3 separate regions of the Homo sapiens genome follow, and regions 1 and 3 are each linked to region 2. The links are chromatin loops, found by intact Hi-C in ENCODE. Cell type or tissue: psoas muscle. All regions are shown on one strand.

What was found. A loop is a pair of places that touch in the nucleus more often than their neighbours do. Peaks named below come from ENCODE experiments on the same cell type or tissue, not always from the same donor. Only the 100,000 strongest peaks of a DNase experiment are listed, where the experiment ranks them.
Region 1: a loop joins it to region 2, with 2.9 times the contacts of the local background. A loop is called at or near these places in 3 of 110 quality-filtered maps.
Region 3: it touches region 2 in a loop (2.6-fold over the local background); 64 of 110 quality-filtered maps call a loop at or near these places.

What each region holds. Positions count from the first base shown.
Region 1 is chr6:44,218,321-44,220,820 of GRCh38, forward strand. It overlaps a transcript of SLC29A1 not described here. Among named protein-coding and RNA genes, the nearest start is that of MYMX, 2.6 kb to the left of the region's middle. RefSeq lists silencers at 852-1,146, 1,034-1,263, 1,494-1,593. In psoas muscle, no CTCF peak of the experiment used is centred here; a DNase peak (open chromatin) is centred at 1,251; H3K4me3 peaks cover 2,100 bases; H3K27ac peaks cover 2,500 bases.
Region 2 is chr6:44,099,136-44,101,635 of GRCh38, forward strand. No RefSeq gene overlaps it. Among named protein-coding and RNA genes, the nearest start is that of SCIRT, 26 kb to the left of the region's middle. RefSeq lists an enhancer at 1-71 and a silencer at 977-1,271. In psoas muscle, a CTCF peak has its summit at 1,109 (motif pointing right); a DNase peak (open chromatin) is centred at 1,123; H3K27ac peaks cover 1,496 bases.
Region 3 is chr6:44,228,382-44,230,881 of GRCh38, forward strand. SLC29A1 (solute carrier family 29 member 1 (Augustine blood group)) reads left to right here. Exons shown (of 13, transcript NM_001372327.1): 3 at 1,009-1,090; 4 at 1,208-1,410; 5 at 1,526-1,665; 6 at 1,966-2,100; 7 at 2,187-2,284; 8 at 2,430-2,500. Among named protein-coding and RNA genes, the nearest start is that of SLC29A1, 6.0 kb to the left of the region's middle. In psoas muscle, no CTCF peak of the experiment used is centred here; a DNase peak (open chromatin) is centred at 1,230; H3K4me3 peaks cover 2,109 bases; H3K27ac peaks cover 2,500 bases.

The DNA.
Region 1 (2,500 bases), 120 kb after region 2:
GGAGAGATGGACAATTGTACAAGGGTTTATTTTGCTACCTATTCCATCGTGGTTTCAGTCCTCACAGCCTGGAAGTTGTTTCCCCCTGCTAAGTTTCGGTCAGTATGTCACACTGTGACCCAGAAATGGCTTGAGTCCATCTAGGAGGAAGTTTGCCTGGCTAGCTCACAGTAGGGAGGAAAATATCCTCCAGCGAGTTTGAGGACTTCTCAGCTAGTGGTGGTGGGAAGAGGGGTGATACGTTTGCTAAGAGACTGGGTGGGAGGCCACCCAGGGAGGCAGTGCAGAAATGCATCCCCTTGAGGGTCATCCCACCCTAGAAGAGACTAGGGTTGGGTGAGTTGCCTTAAGAACTGACTTCATCATTTCCTCCTCCCTAGTGGGAGGCCCCTCAGGGGTCAAATAAGAGCCTCAGAAGAGTCAACATGCTTAAGGAAACACAGTTAGAAAGTGCAGTCTGGGCAGGGCGCGGTGGCTCACGCCTGTAATCTCAGCACTTTGGGAGGCAGAGGCAGGAGGATCACCTGAGGTCGGGAGACCAGCCTGACCAACATGGAGAAACCCCGTCTCTACTAAAAATACAAAATTAGCCGGGCGTGGTGGCGTATGCCTGTAATCCCAGCTCCTACGGAGGCTGAGGCAGGAGAATCGCTTGAATCCGGGAGGCGGAGGTTGCAGTGAGCCGAGATCGCGCCATTGCTCTCCAGCCTGGACAACAAGAGCGAAACTCCGTCTTAAAAAAAAAAAAAAAAAGAGTTAGACACATTTGCATCCCAGCCTCCGGATAATTTGCTTATTGTTCCCAGGCAATAATCCTCTCTCTCTGGGTGACTCTTGGGCTCTATCTAGGTTCAGACGAGGACAGTGAGGAGTACAGGATCCAATTGGGATTCCAGTCCCCTCCCCACACCCGTCAGAAGGCTTGGTTGGGAAAGAAGTGAGCCCCAAGCTATCCGCCCCACCCCCAGCCCTGCGGGGCTTTCTGCCTGCCACACGCCGTCCCTGCTCACTACCCCATCGGTTTCCTTCGGGAGTCTTCAAAGCCAGTGCACGTGCTCCCAGGTCTCAGGGAGGCGACCCAGGGGGAGGGGCAGAGAGAAGGGGGTCCGAGCCCTTGGGCCCCTAACCCCGTCCCTTTCCGGAGCCTCGGGTGCCCAAAGGCGCCGGCCGCCAGTCCCAGGCCCGAAGGGCCCCTCCCACTGAGTCGGCTCTGGTCTCCCCGCCCCTGAGCCGCGAGGACTGGACGCAGCTGGCTGCGGAGCTCTGGGCGGGCGCTGGGGTCGCCTGTTGCAGCCTCTCTTCCGCCCGGCGGCCCACACCGGTCAGGCCCGGCGCGGGCTGCGCTCTCCAGCTGTGGCTATGGCCCCAGCCCCGAGATGAGGAGGGAGAGAACTAGGGGCCCGCAGGCCTGGGAATTTCCGTCCCCCACCAAGTCCGGATGCTCACTCCAAAGTCTCAGCAGGTGCGCGGGGCGGGGCCGGGGGGCCTGGCGGGGCGGGGTGGGGTGGGGGCGAGGTCTGCGCCGTTCTCACGCTGCCGGGCGGGACAGGGGGCCAGTAGGGGGACCCGCTGGGCTACAGTGTCTCAGGGGAGTCAGAATCTTTGGTTTCTGGATGCGGGGCCACTTTTCTGGGCCTTCGAAGGCCATTATTAGATGACTGCCTCCCCAAACTCCCCAGCCACTTACAGATGTCCCAGGAACATAGGGTAGGGGGAAGAGGTCTGGAAAATTAGCCTAGAAGACCAGCCCAGACCTAACTGAACAAAGAATTTAGTCTTCTCGAACCCCGAGCCAGTACCCACACTGTGAACACACCTGTCTTTACTTAAAAAATCTTGATGTTTTATTCATCATGGAGTCTTTAAAAAAAAACAAAAACCGAGTCTCGCTCTGTTGTTCAGGCTGGAGGGCAGTGGTGCGATCACAGCCTACTGCAGCCTCGACCTCATGGACTCAAGCCATCCTCCCACCTCAGCCTCCCAAAATGCCAGGACCACAGGCATGCGTCAACATGCTCAGCTAATTTTTTTTTTTTTTTTTTTTTAAGAGACAGAGTCTCCCTGTGTTGACCAGGCTGGTCTTGAACTCCTAAGCTCAAGTGATTCTTCTACCTTGGCCTCCCAAAGTGCTGGGATGACAGATGTGAGCCACTGCACTTGGCATCATGGAGTCTTGATTTGTAGACATTGCATTAAAACTTATTTTGGTAAGGGCTGGGTGTGGTGGCTCACGCCTGTCATCCCAGTGCTTTGGGAGGCCAAGGCGGGCGGATCACAAGGTCAGGAGTTCGAGACCAGCCTGACCAACGTGGTGAAACCCCGTCTCTACTAAAAAAAAAAAAAAAAATACAAAAATTAGCTGGGCGTGGTGGCACGTGCCCGTAATCCCAGCTACTCAGGAGGCTAAGGCAGGAGACTCGCTTGAACCCAGGAGGTGGAGGTTGCAGTGAGCCAAGATCACGCCACTGCACTCCAGCCTGGGTGACAGAGTGAGACTCCA
Region 2 (2,500 bases):
TATGGAGGCAGAAGTGAGCTGAGATTGCACCACTGCACTCCAGCCTGGGTGACAGAGTGAGACCCTGTCTTAAAAAAAAAAAAAAACAAAAAACCCACAATAATGTGTGAGGTATATCACTCTTCAACAGGCTTTTTTCCATTCAACAATATGTCTTGGAGAGCTACATCTATCTATACCTACACCATCCTTTCTTGGAACAGTTGTGTGCTACTCCATGGCACACATGGACTTTGCTTATTTACCCAGGCCCCTACTGATGGCTATTCAGATTGTTTCCAATTCTATTAAAAACAGGCTGAAACGAGTATGTACAGACCTCTCTGGGCACTGTGGTATGTGCTCTGTGCAGGGCATGGACAGTCATCTCTTCTCATCTGTCACATTGTTAGCAAACACCTCTCACAGGGGTTCTCAACTTGGGAACCACTGGAGGTTTCAGGGGGACCTCAAATCCCTGAAATTGTACCCAGAGTAACCTATGTATGCCTCTGCATATATGCACTATCTGGGGAAAGGGTCCACAACCCTTAGCAAGTTTCAGGTTTTCGAAGGGCCCATAAAAGCTAAGAAGTACCGACCTGTATTAACTTTCATACCTTTATGTTCTGGCTCATATACGATGTTATGTGCTCAAAAGGACAAGCTGGGCAACATAAAGCCTCTTCTCCCCCTTGTTCTGCCAACAAGGATTCCATCTAGTGCTGAAAGAAAGGACCTCTGGAGTCAGACCCAGGCCTAAATCCTGGCTCCATCCATTACTATGCAATTTGGGGCAATTAATTAACAACCAAGCTTCAGTGTCCACAACACAAACTGAGGTGAGTAAAACCTGCTTCATAGAGTTGTTGTAAGGAGTAAACAAAATCCCTTGCGCCAAGCATCTAGCAGGCACAGTAGGTACTGCTATGCACCTGTGCCCTTGGTTTCCTTAAGTTCTGGCCAAGAGCTTTAGGCAACTGGGACCTTCTCAAGGGCAGGGACAAAGGCTCACCCAGAGTCTGCAACCCCCTTGAGCTCTGAGCCTAAATCTGTCATGGACAAATTAGGAGTGAATACACTGAGAAGAGTCCTTGTCCAGGCTCTCCAGGTCATACCACAGCAGTGCCACTAGGAGGCTGCAGGACAGGCCCTGGGACTGGAGAGACTCTGCAGGAGCAGCTCTGACTAAAATAGTGTGTGCATGCAAGTGTGCATGTGTTGTGTGCTCATATATGTTAAGTGTGTGAATGAGTATGCATGTCTGAGTATGAGCCTGTGTCTGAGTGTGTATGTGTTGGCATGTGTATGTGTGTACACGTGGGTTGGGAGAGGCAGAAACCAAAGGGAAGACAGGGTTTCCAGAGAGGCAGCAGCAGCCCTGGCTTCTCCCCTTGAGTGTCCAGGCTGCTGGAACAAATATTCCATTACCTACTGTGTGTTAAGCACTGCTCCTGTCCTTGAACTCACAGGAAGACAAAAACAAGACAGTTAGGTTCAAGCAATATTTCCAGGTGCCAGCATTGTTCTAGGCACTGGGGATACAAAAAGACACATTCCTTGCCCTCCACCAAGGTCAGACACGACACACCCCTGGAGTCGGTGGCACTTCAGTGAGTAGAGCCCTGTACAGGGCACCCAGGAAGAGCTGTGCTCAAGACCAGAAATCGTGGAGAAAGGCATAGTTGACCCTGTCCTGGGCAGCAAACCCTTTGAGAGGGGCCACATCCCCTACCCTGCCCTGCAGACTCAGACCCAAAATATCTCCAGCCACCTTCTCTCCTCCCTCACTTGGCCACCAAGCAATGCTGGACAGAACTCTTCTCTGTCGGGGGAGATCACGGGGCGTAGCGCCCTCAGTACACTGATAACCCTTTCTCCATCCTCACCTTCCCTCTGGCAGCTGGCCCCACCTTTCCCCTCCCACCCTTCCCCTCACTCCCAGTAGACAACCCCCCTTTCCCAACTAACATACAAGCTTACCTCTCTGAGCACCCAGTCCCCCCACCACGCTCAGGGAATGAGGTGCCCTTTCACTTGCTCAGATTCTCCTGCTTCCTGCTCTGCTGGGGTCTCCTTCTATCAGTCACCACTGACCCCCACCCCGACTTCCACTCACAAACAACCACCAACTATGGTGCAGTGGCACTGCAGCGCGGTTAGGCAGCCCAGCGTCACCGTTTCCCAGGCCTGGGACCTTAGACAAGTTACCCCACCTCTCTGAGCTTTGGTTCCTGTGCCTGTAGCACAGGGCGAAACCCAGTGATGCTGACAGAACCTACCTCATGAGGCCGCTGGGAAGATAAGATTATACTGGGCACATAAAATGCTTAGGACTGGGCTAGGAAGTGTTTAGTGAATGTGATCACTGCTGCTGTAAGCCCCTGACAGCACCCACAGTATCTGAAGGGCACAAAGCCTCTAGTAGATGGTCAGAAATAGAGTCCAGGGATGGCATCAAATAGTTGTTTACTTTCCCCATCAAATCAACCTTCGTCCAAGTCAGATAAGCCCCAGGGGT
Region 3 (2,500 bases), 130 kb after region 2:
AGCTTCTCCAAGGGAAGCATGTATGTGAGGGGGTTGGGGGGGCTGCAGTTGCATTAACTCGGACCTGCTCACGTGGTGTGCTCACCACGCCATCCCTGTATGAGGCCTGCCAGCGGTCCAGGCTCCTGCACTCTGGCCAGGCCTGTCTTCTCACTGCCTTGGGCTTTATCCCTGCCATCTCTGAAGAGAGCTGGTGTTGGCTCTGGGGAGGGTGTGCAAACCCAACTGGAGATCTACATGGGCCGGGCTGGGGTTACTCAGCTTTCAGGCAAGGCCTATCTGGGAGAAGCTGGCGTGACCCGGAAGGGCCTTGAGGTATAGGGCTTGGGGCATTGCCCTGGCCAAAGGTGGACAGTCCTTATTTACACCCTGAGGCCCAGATGGCCTCCAGTGGCCCCATACCTCCTGGCCTGCCCTGGGTGGTATGAACTACAAAGTTCTATTTGGCCAGGAAGAAAATGGCTCTAAGGCCCTCTCTTCACAGCGGCCCTGAGGCACCCTGCCCACCTGCCCTGTAGGTCCAGAATAGTATGGGAGTTTCTTAACTTCAGAATCCTCTCTGGGGAGTAACACAGTCCCTGACCAGACAGCATAATTACTTCCAGCCTGCCTGGTGGGAGTGGAAGACACTTGCTGCTTGCTTTCTCACTCATCCACCCACCCCCTGCCCTTCGGCAGGATTTCCAAAACCATCTCCGGATGTGTGGGTCACACTGGTTCCCAGCCTGCAGAGTCCCCCGAGCCTTCCAGGGCTGATAACCATGGTCCTGTCAGCCATGCCATTCAGTCCTATGACCCTGACCCCATCCCCACCCCAAATTCCAACGAGCAATGTACCCTTTTCTCCCCCCACACCCATAAGAGGACACATGCAAACGGACACAAACACAGACGCCCTGTGCCCTGGGACCTAGAGAGACTGACAACGGACAGGGGCTTTCCTGGGGCTCATTGTGGAGTGGGGCAGGATGGTGCGTCATTTGGCCCATCTTTCCTCCTCCATTGCAGATACAAAGCTGTCTGGCTTATCTTCTTCATGCTGGGTCTGGGAACGCTGCTCCCGTGGAATTTTTTCATGACGGCCACTCAGGTGAGGCTGGAGGGACTGGGCTCCATGGGGCAGTGCCCACTGTGCTTGCAGGATCTGACTCTGTGCTGGTAGGCACAGGGAAAGAGATTTCAACACTCCTCTCTGCAACCCCTGCAGTATTTCACAAACCGCCTGGACATGTCCCAGAATGTGTCCTTGGTCACTGCTGAACTGAGCAAGGACGCCCAGGCGTCAGCCGCCCCTGCAGCACCCTTGCCTGAGCGGAACTCTCTCAGTGCCATCTTCAACAATGTCATGACCCTATGTGCCATGCTGCCCCTGCTGTTATTCACCTACCTCAACTCCTTCCTGCATCAGAGGTGAGTGCCCACCCCCTCCCCAGCCCCCAGCCTGACCCTCACTGTGTCCTGCACCCCCTTGGCTGAGCCCCAGCTTTGCCCACTTGTCTCTGCCACCCTTGGCCTCTCCCGGCAGGATCCCCCAGTCCGTACGGATCCTGGGCAGCCTGGTGGCCATCCTGCTGGTGTTTCTGATCACTGCCATCCTGGTGAAGGTGCAGCTGGATGCTCTGCCCTTCTTTGTCATCACCATGATCAAGATCGTGCTCATTAATTGTAAGCTGGGCCAGGAGGGGGCCTATGGGAGGAGGCATGCCCAACTACCCCCACTCTTTTTTCAGACCCAGCGTTAGCCAGAGAGAAGCCCAGCCTCCGCCTGGAGGGAGTGGATGCTGTGAGCAGCTGGGATTCAGAGGCCTGAGTGGGCCTGGACCAGGGCTGGGAGGGGGCAGAGAGAAGGGCAGCTCAGCCTCAAGGCTCACCAAGAGTAAAGTAGGAATGACAGGGATCTGTCTTCTTGGGCACCCCCAACCACCAGCCCTAGCTCCCCTGCTCATGCCCGCCCTGTTTCCCCAGCATTTGGTGCCATCCTGCAGGGCAGCCTGTTTGGTCTGGCTGGCCTTCTGCCTGCCAGCTACACGGCCCCCATCATGAGTGGCCAGGGCCTAGCAGGCTTCTTTGCCTCCGTGGCCATGATCTGCGCTATTGCCAGTAAGTCCGGCTATCTACCTGCCCAGTGCCCTGGTGTGGTGGGGAGAGGGGATGGGGCCTGTCTCTGATCACTGACACCACCCCAGGTGGCTCGGAGCTATCAGAAAGTGCCTTCGGCTACTTTATCACAGCCTGTGCTGTTATCATTTTGACCATCATCTGTTACCTGGGCCTGCCCCGCCTGGTGAGTAAATGGAGGGAGCTGGGGTTTGGGGTATAGGGGTCTGGGGTTCCAGACCACGGGTGTTCTGAGGACAAAACCTGAAGGAGGCCGGGATTCTGGAGATTCTGCCTCTAAATCCACCTCCCCCGTCTCCCTTACTTGATAGGAATTCTACCGCTACTACCAGCAGCTCAAGCTTGAAGGACCCGGGGAGCAGGAGACCAAGTTGGACCTCAT